Regions from separate parts of the Homo sapiens genome. Here region 2 is linked to region 1. A link is an interaction called in ENCODE POLR2A ChIA-PET data of the cell type or tissue named here. Cell type or tissue: OCI-LY7. All regions are shown on one strand. Links, peaks and the distances in the headings refer to the core of each region. The heading gives the core; the rest is flanking DNA. Region 1 overlaps LINC00359 (long intergenic non-protein coding RNA 359). Region 2 has its middle 21 kb from the start of OXGR1.

Region 1 (4,407 bases), core at 329-4,328:
ATATGAATGGTCAGCCTTTCCAGCACTATTTATTGGTAAGCAATTCTTTCCACACATACCTGCAGTGACTACTCTATCATAAATCGAATTTCCAAATCCATGAGGATCAGCTCCTAGGCTTCCCACTACCTCGCAATGTTTAATTTTCATAACCCCATACCAACACTGCACGGTTGTAAATTCACATAACTGTGTAGTAGAGCTTGATTACCTCCACCCAATTATGTTCTTCGACATGTCTTGGCTATTTCTGTCTTACAACTTTTGTATTTTTTTTCTGCCTTTCAGCCTTATACTTTCGCCATTTCAATTTCTGGGCAGGATAGAGTAATAGACATGGATCCTGAAAACTACAAAAAAGTTTCTGAAAGAAATTAAAGAATTCCTGAATAAATGGAAAGATACACCATGTTTGTGGGTCGGAAGACTAAATATTGCTAGAGTACTGTTCCTTCTCACTTGACCTGTTGGTTAAATGCAATCTCAGCCAAAATGTCAGCACATTCTTTGGAGAAATTAATAAAATGATTCTAATATGTATATGGAGAGCCAAAGGACATAGACTATTCAAAACAAATTATAAAAAGAAGAACAAACCTGGAAGATGTGAAGTAATTTCATGACTTACCATACTACATCGCACTCACTACTCATTACTACAGTAGTGAGTGTGATGTTAGACTAAAAATAGATGTATTAAATAATAGAACAGAATAGACAGTTAATAAATACATTATAAATAAATAAATAGACCCTTATAGACCATTAAGTTTTCACAAAAATGACTAGGTAATTCAGTGATAAACAAATAATGTAAATTGTTGCGGTAACAATTTGATATCCATATGCCAAATAAGGGCCTTTGACACTTACCTCACACCATGCAAAAAATCAACCCAAAATCGATAATTAAATGTAAGAGCTGATTAAATGTAATTAAATGTAAAAGCTAAAACTGTAAGATTTCTAGAAGAAAACAGTGGAAAATATTTGTGACCATTGACTAGGCAAAGAGATTTCTTACAGGGAAGAAAAAGCACAAACTATACTATCAACTGAACTTTATCAAAATTAAAACCTTTTGCTCTTTAAAAGACATTTTTAGACAAATGAAATATCAAGTTACAAACTGGGAGGAAATATTTGCAAACTATATATCTAATAAAAGACTTATATCCATAATATATAAAGAATACTTAAGATTCAATAATAAAAGACAGATAACCCCTTTATAATTAGGCAAACTTTACAAAAGAAGATACACAAATTGCCAATGTGCATATAAAAAAGATGCAGCATTTTTAGTCATCAGGTAAATGCAAATTACAACAACGTGCTATCACTACACACCCACTGGAATGGCAACATTTAAAAAAAATTACAGTACCACCTGCTGGCAAAGGAATGAAGCAACTAGAATGCTTATTCATTGCTGTTGAGAATGGAAAATTGCACAGCCACCTTGGAAAGCAGTTTGGCAGCTTCTAATAAAACTAAACACACCTTTACCATGTGAACCAGCAATTTTATCTCTAGGTATTTACCCTAAGGAAAATATATAGTCACACAAAGATTTGCACTCAAATATTTATAGAAGATTTATGTATAACAGCCAAAAAGTGGAAACTACCTGTTCCCTTCATATGGTGAAATGTATAAATAAATTCAGTCATTTCTGCACAAATGGAATACTAATCATCAACAAAAAGGAAAGAATCACTGACACAGCAAAAAAAAAAAAAAATTGACAAATCTCTAAAGCTTTATGCTAAGTGGAAGAAGTTCAAAAACAAGATGACACAGTATACCATTATAGAAAATTTTAGAAAATGAAGAGAACAGATCAGAGATCCTCAGGGACTGGATGTGAGGGAAGAGAACTCACAGAAAAAGAGCACGTAGAACTTTTTAGACTGATAAAAAATGTTCTATATCATGATTGTGGTGCTGACTACACAGCTGTGTATATTTTTCAAAACACAATTAATGGTACATTTAAAGTTGATTAATTTTATTGTATGTAAACTATACCAAAGCAAAACTAACTTTTTAACTAATTAATTTGTTGTCTTTCTGCCAACGAAAGCAATGGTCTTCAAGCTCTTCCTGTAAGGGGCCTGATAGGCTTTGTGGTCCATACAGTATCTGTTGCAGGTATACAAGTCTGTAGTTATAGTATCAAAATAGATGATACGTAAGGAAATAAAACATCACTGATGGACAGTTAAATTTAAATGTTGTATAATTTTCATGTGTCAAAAATATTCTTTTGATTGTTTTCCAACCATTTAAAAATGAAAAAATCATTTAGTTCGTGGGCCATATAACAACAGAGAGTAAACTAGATTGGGTTAACGGGCCACAGTTTGCTGACCCCAAGATAGGGAATTCTGTACAACATTGAATAAAAATAACAATAGTGAACATCGTCATTTTGTTTCTGATATTAAGGAAAGGCTGTTGATGATTTACAATTAAGTACTATATTTATTAGAGGTTCCTTGGTAGATAGGTAGGCTAAGGAGGTTCTCTTCTATTTCTAGTTTGCTAAGAGTTTGTATCAAATGTGTATGTCAAATTTATTAATATTTTCCTATTTATTAAGAAGCTTATATTGTTTTCTTGTTTAGTTCATGAATAAGGGGAATTACATAAATTGATTTTAATATTTAACCAATCTTACATTCCTGAAATTGAAAACTCATTTTAGGTATGTTGTATTGTTTTCTGCTAAAAATGCATTATTGATTTAGTTTTTCTTTTTTTCTTTTTTAGGACTTTTTACATCAGTGCCTAAAAATGTGTTTATTTTATTGTATGTAATACAATAAAAACTCGTAAGTTTTTCTTCCTTCTACTGTTCTTTTTCCAGCTTTTGTTAAAAGCTAGCCTATTATCCATGTTTCCATTCATAATATTTTATGGAAAACTGAAATTTGACTCTTTTTGCATCTTTGATAGAAGTTACTTGCATGTTCATATAGACTTAGTGTTTCTTAACTGGAATATCTGAAATTTCTAATTCTATTTCTTTCTTTCTTATAGCTCTGTTCCATTTTTTAAATTTATTCATAAGTTAGTAAGTTGTTTTAAATGTGTCTTAAAATCTACAGACAAAAATCTACCAATGTGTCTATACTCTATATTTGTCTCTTTAAAAGAGCACACATTATACTACTTTTGGTGTAGTCTGAAAGTCTTTATTTTTTAACTGGAACATTTAGTGTTTTTACATTTATTGTGATTACTGACATATTTGTATTTATTCTTCTATCTTATTTTATGGCTTCTGTTTGTTTCTTATGCTTCTGTTTCCCTCCTCTTTCTTGATTTCATTTGGGTTAATTGATATTTATTTATTCATTCATTTATGTATTTATTCATCTTTTAAAACTCTCAGGTAAACAGAATTAGATTAATAATACTCCTTGGTTCATGACAGATTCTCATCACTGGTCTATGCAAAGTCTTCCTTTGCCTAATTTATTTCTTTGCTTGTTTATTAAGACAATAAACACTTGTGATCTATTAACCCAATTAAAGATAAATAATATTGACACTAACTTACCTATGTCTTCTGTGCTACTCCTCCTATGCTCTCTTTTTCTTGTTCCATATTTTCCTTCCATTGCCTTAGATTTTAAATTCTTTAAATTTATTTTTTGAGATTTTTTTCCTTGATGTTCTCACATTGAAATTTAACACAGCCAAAGTTAGTCAATGTGTCTACTCTCTTCCCAAATGTAAAGATCTTGCTGTATTAATTACAATATCACTTCTCCCAAAGTAAATGCTAATAGTATTATAGGAGTTATTAAGAAATTGTTTTAGGCAGATACAGAGTTTAAGGGGTCCTTGGTTAGGTTTTTTTTCTTTTAAACCAGCTCCAGAAATGTTTCTTGTCTAGTAGAAAAGTGGCTTGAAGGGCCAGGCCAGCAAGCTTTAATATGCAAATACCAGCCGTTAGAAACTGGGTCCATCCAATATGGCAATTACCGCCCTCTTCTCCTTGTCACCCTGTGTACTAAGCATCATGGCCGCCCCCAGATAACCTCACTTTGCAGGACATCATGGCACCCTGCTTATTAAAAGGCAAGGGTGGGAGGGCCAGTTTTTTTGTGGGCTACGTGAATGACATACCTGGTCAAACCAATCCCCTGGGCCCTATGCAAATCAGACGTCACTTTCTCCAGCCTCCTAATATAACTGACTGTTTTGCACCTCTCGGAGTTTCCTCTCTCAGCGTGGAGCACCCTTCCCTATGTCTCTGTACGGGGGAGCTTCTTTCTTCTTTTTTGCCTATTAAACTCTCCACTCCTTAAAACCATCCCACGTGTGTCTGTGTCATTTTATCTAAATCACCACGAGGCAAACGACCCTGGTGTTCCTCCAGTCATCAGAGCCATA
Region 2 (4,407 bases), core at 69-4,068, 51 kb after region 1:
AAGTAGTATTTTTTCCTTGTAATAATTTGCAAGCCATAATAAATTGTTTTTAAAACGCATTAGCACTAAAACACAGAGTAGAATCCCAATTTTTCACAGCACTTATGACTTTGGCTCACAAAGCCCTATGTTATTGCATGAACACCTACCTCTGTGAAATTGTTTCCTCTTCCTCTTTTCCTCCTTCACCACCTGCAGGCACACTGGCCTTGTTGATGTTTATGGAACACAGAAAGCTGATTTCAAATTTAGGGCTTTAGCTTTTTGATTCCCCTGTCTGATCTTCCCAGACTCACACCTATTTAACATTCAGCTTTGGTTCAAATGTCAACTCTTCCAAGAAGTCTTCCAACAGTGCTTTATCTAGCTTTCCCAGCAACCCCCATCACCCTGGGTTTTTTTCCCCCTCATTTTAGGTATTATTAGAAATTGAGTCATTTCTTATATGTTTAATTGCCTTCTTTCACTAGAATACAAATTCTATAACAGAAAGAAACTTGTCTGTCTTTGATATGGTTCAGCTCTGTGTCCCCACCCAAATCTCACCTTGAATTATAGTAATCCCCATGTGTTGTGGGAGGGACCCAATGGGAGGCAATTGAATCATGGAGGCAGGTTTTTCCTGTGCTGTTCTTGTGATAATCAATAAGTCTCACAAGATCTGGTGGTTTTATAAAGGGGAGTTCCCCTGCACATCCTCTCTTGCCTACCGCCGTGTAAAATGTTACTTTGCTCCTCATTCACCTTCCGCCATGATTGTGAGGCCTCCCCAGCTATATGGAACTGTGAGTCCATTAAACCTCTTTCCTTTATAAATTTCCCAGTCTTGGGTATGTCTTCATTAGCAGCATGAGAACAGACTAAGACAGTCTTGTTCATCCATTTCTCTCTCGAGTCTTGAGCTCTGTTTAATCTGTAGCTGGCCATAGAAAAAATAGTGGAATGAATAAGTGTTTATAACTTCAAAAGCATCTTAACAGATAGTAACAACACAGTATTAGCTCATATATCTGGATGGATTGGGTCCAAGGACAATTCTATAATAAGAAAATTGCCTGGTTCAAGAGTTTAGGACACATCTTTTGTGGGCCACAGCTGTATGTAGGTATAGCTGATTTGTGTGTTTCATATTAAAAGCCACTTGAAAATCAACCATATTGATCCACCTGTGAATTAGCAAGGACTCAGCAGTCTCAAGGTGGGAAAATGATTCTTGCTGCTGTACATTTTGAAAATTAGACTGAGCTGGTACTATACATAAGTAAAGTTTGTTGAAATAACTAGGATTCCATAAAATCCTCCTGCTAAGAAACTTCTCAGCATGTCTATCTGCAGTAATAACTGTACCTGAATAAAACTTGGTGGATGCAGAAGGTTGTGGACTCATCTTTTGGTTTTGGTTGGCTCAGGAGCTAGTGTAGGGCATGGCCAAAGACTTGCCCTTCGAATGGACCAGGTGTGAGTAAAGGAAACACAAGCCCAGCTGGTGTTAGACCCTCAGATCTAAAAACCAGCTGGAGGAAAAATTGGAGTGATCTTTCAGTATGAGTTCTACTTTATATTGTTTGTTATTTCTAGCAGAGATTCAAAATGGCTGCATTGCCCAGAAAAATAATGCCTGACTTCTATTAGCAGAAGGAAATGATTAGCTGTTTCTTAAAAGCTTGCTAGGATGCATTCGTACCACATTTTTGGCCTGGGCTTTTTGGTTATTACAATGTCAATTTTTTAAGATGGTTTTTAGTTCATTTGTGTTTTCTACTTCAATTTTTTAAAATTGTTTTTGCTAGAAATTTATCTTTTTCACCTAGGTTTTAAAGTTTATCGCGACTTAGTTGTATAGCCACACACACACATACACACACACATTTATAATTTCTGTTTATTTGTAGTTATTTCCCTGTTTTAATTCTGCATCTGTTGTATTTGTATCTTCTATCAATCTCCTGTTTCTCTTTTGGCATCTTCAGGGCTGGCCTGGATATGCAGGGAAACTGGCAGCCTGAGTGTAGCTGAGCGTCTCACCCGCGATATTTTAGCTTGCTTTTAAAAAGTCTTCACAAATCATTTTATTTTTACTAGTCATTGGATATTCTGAAAAAATCAAGAGAGAGATTTTCTGATGGTTGAATCACTGACTGCTGGAGTGTTTTGATGTGGGTTTTGTGGTCATAGATGGGCCCCATCTGTAGATACCTATTTCCCTTTTTAAAATCCCGTTTGAAAATGAGTTTAATTAGGAGCAAACAACAAATTAACACATTTTGGTATTTTACCTTGAAATTCCTTACAAATATATTGATATTGTTTCATCCAATATCAATACTTTTATCCACATATTGTTTACAAATGAACTAATTTTAGTTTATCAGTAAGTTGTTCGAGTCTGTCCTTGGAGCAGATTAAAATGTATTGAGTTTTTTGATGAGGCAAGCATTTTTTGATAGGCTGCCTTTTTTGTTGTTGTTGTTTTACTTAAAACAACTTCAAATCTGACTGAAACATTTAAATGTATAACATTTTATCTGTTTCTGCCCTCTTATATGAGTTTAGTCTTTCAATATGATTATGAAACTGACCTGAATTACTCCATTGGACAACATGGAGAAGTAGAATTCTGCTAATTTTGCTGGTGCATATGTTTGATAAAAACTTAAGAATATAAAAAAAAAAAAATCCCCATATGGTTGATACAGAAAAAGTGTTGACACGTTGCTGCTCTGTTTCTCTGCGAATCTGTGTACCTCTGCCATACTGTGGCCTGACGGCATGTGCAAACTTACCTTTTAAAACTACAAAGAGGGCTGGGCACGGGTGGCTCACGCCTGTAGTCCCAGCACTTTGGGAGGCCGAGGCGGGCGGATCACGAGGTCAGGAGATCGAGACCATCCTGGCTAACACCGTGAAACCCTGTCTCTACTAAAAAATACAAAAAATTAGCCGGGCGTGTTGGCAGGCGCCTGTAGTCCCAGCTACTCCGGAGGCAGAGGCAGGAGAATGGCGTGAACTCAGGAGGCGGAGCTTGCAGTGAGCCGAGATCGTGCCACTGCACTCCAGCTTGGGTGACAGAGCAAGGCTCCGTCTCAAAAACAAAACAAAACAAAACAAACAACAAAAAAACCCACAAAAACACGAAGAGGTATAGACTCCGTCTCAAAAAAAAAAAAAAAAAAAAAAAACACACACACACACACACACAAAGAGGTCTAGTCTGAATATGTACTGACCGTAGGGCAAATCATGGTTATTGTTGTCATTTTCTAGAAACACACTTGCAGTGGTTTCTTTTATTAGGTAAATTGTTGATTAATGTGATTTAAGTGATGCCACTTAACATATGCTGGCTTTTGGGATCTTCTTATGTTTAATCTGTAATTTAATGCCTGTTAGTTAATATTTTTAAGGTATAGCTATTTTAAAATTCGAAAACAAAACCATTCATTTGGAATCCTAAAAGGACTCTGTTCTAATGCAAAAAAATGACTTTCTACTTTTTCTCTTGAATTTTTCAGTATATTCCATGGCTAGTAGAAATAGAACTAAATCCGAAATTTTTGCTTGACCAAAAGCTAAATTTTTTTTCTTCTTAATTTTGGAATAAAGTTTATAAATTTTAGGGTTGCCTGGCAGATTCATTTTGCCATCAAGTTGGCTATGATGAAGTAACTGATATTTTTAGTGTTCTTTATTTTACTTATTTTACTCCCACTCCTTCTCCAGATAATCATTCAGGATTAATATGAAACATTTCATAACACTACCTAAATGTAATAGTAATAATACTTAAATATATAAGGATACTAAAAATAATAATACTTAATCATTAAATAATAATAATTCTTAAATATGTGTTACTTAATCATACACAGAGAGTGCTTACTATGTGCCAGAGACCATGCTAAGCACTTGTCCATATTAGTTCATTTAATCCTCTTGACAGCCCTATAATATAGATATGATTGTCTTCATTCCCACCTTACAGATGAGAAAACTGAGTCACAAAGAAATGTGGTTACTTGCTTAAGGTTATTGCTGTTAAGTGGAAGAGCTGGGATTCAAACCCAGCTCTGCACCCTAGGGTTCATGTATCTAATCGCCATGCTGTACTAGCATGGTTGACTGTAATACAAGTTTGTTGTTCATTTGTCTGTTTTGTGCCTTTGTACAACTGGAGTTTGAATCTTGTCCTACATCATGCCAAAAGCAACTAGTAAACTCCTATTTTTCCATTTCAAAATATCCTAGAAATGTCAGGTCCTCTAGGCAGTTTTCTGACCTACTCACTCATTTTGGTTAGAATCTTATATGTACGTTACTCAAATAGTAAATAACATATGCTCATCAGTAAGAATATACAGTGCAACACTTTTAAAATAACGTAATTGTGGCCAATAGAACCATTCTTAT

What was found. ChIA-PET counts read pairs that join two places held together with the same protein. Peaks named below come from ENCODE experiments on the same cell type or tissue, not always from the same donor. Only the 100,000 strongest peaks of a DNase experiment are listed, where the experiment ranks them.
Region 2: POLR2A ChIA-PET joins it to region 1 with 5 read pairs; 3 of 35 experiments call an interaction of 5 or more read pairs at or near these places.

Annotation. Positions count from the first base shown.
Region 1 is chr13:96,962,555-96,966,961 of GRCh38, forward strand. All of the region lies in intron 1 of LINC00359 (long intergenic non-protein coding RNA 359), which reads right to left. Among named protein-coding and RNA genes, the nearest start is that of LINC00359, 19 kb to the right of the region's middle. In OCI-LY7, for the core only: CTCF peaks have their summits at 1,386 (motif pointing left) and 1,593; no DNase peak of the experiment used is centred there.
Region 2 is chr13:97,013,720-97,018,126 of GRCh38, forward strand. No RefSeq gene overlaps it. Among named protein-coding and RNA genes, the nearest start is that of OXGR1, 21 kb to the left of the region's middle. In OCI-LY7, for the core only: no CTCF peak of the experiment used is centred there; DNase peaks (open chromatin) are centred at 182 and 2,152; H3K4me3 peaks cover 1,356 bases; H3K27ac peaks cover 1,467 bases.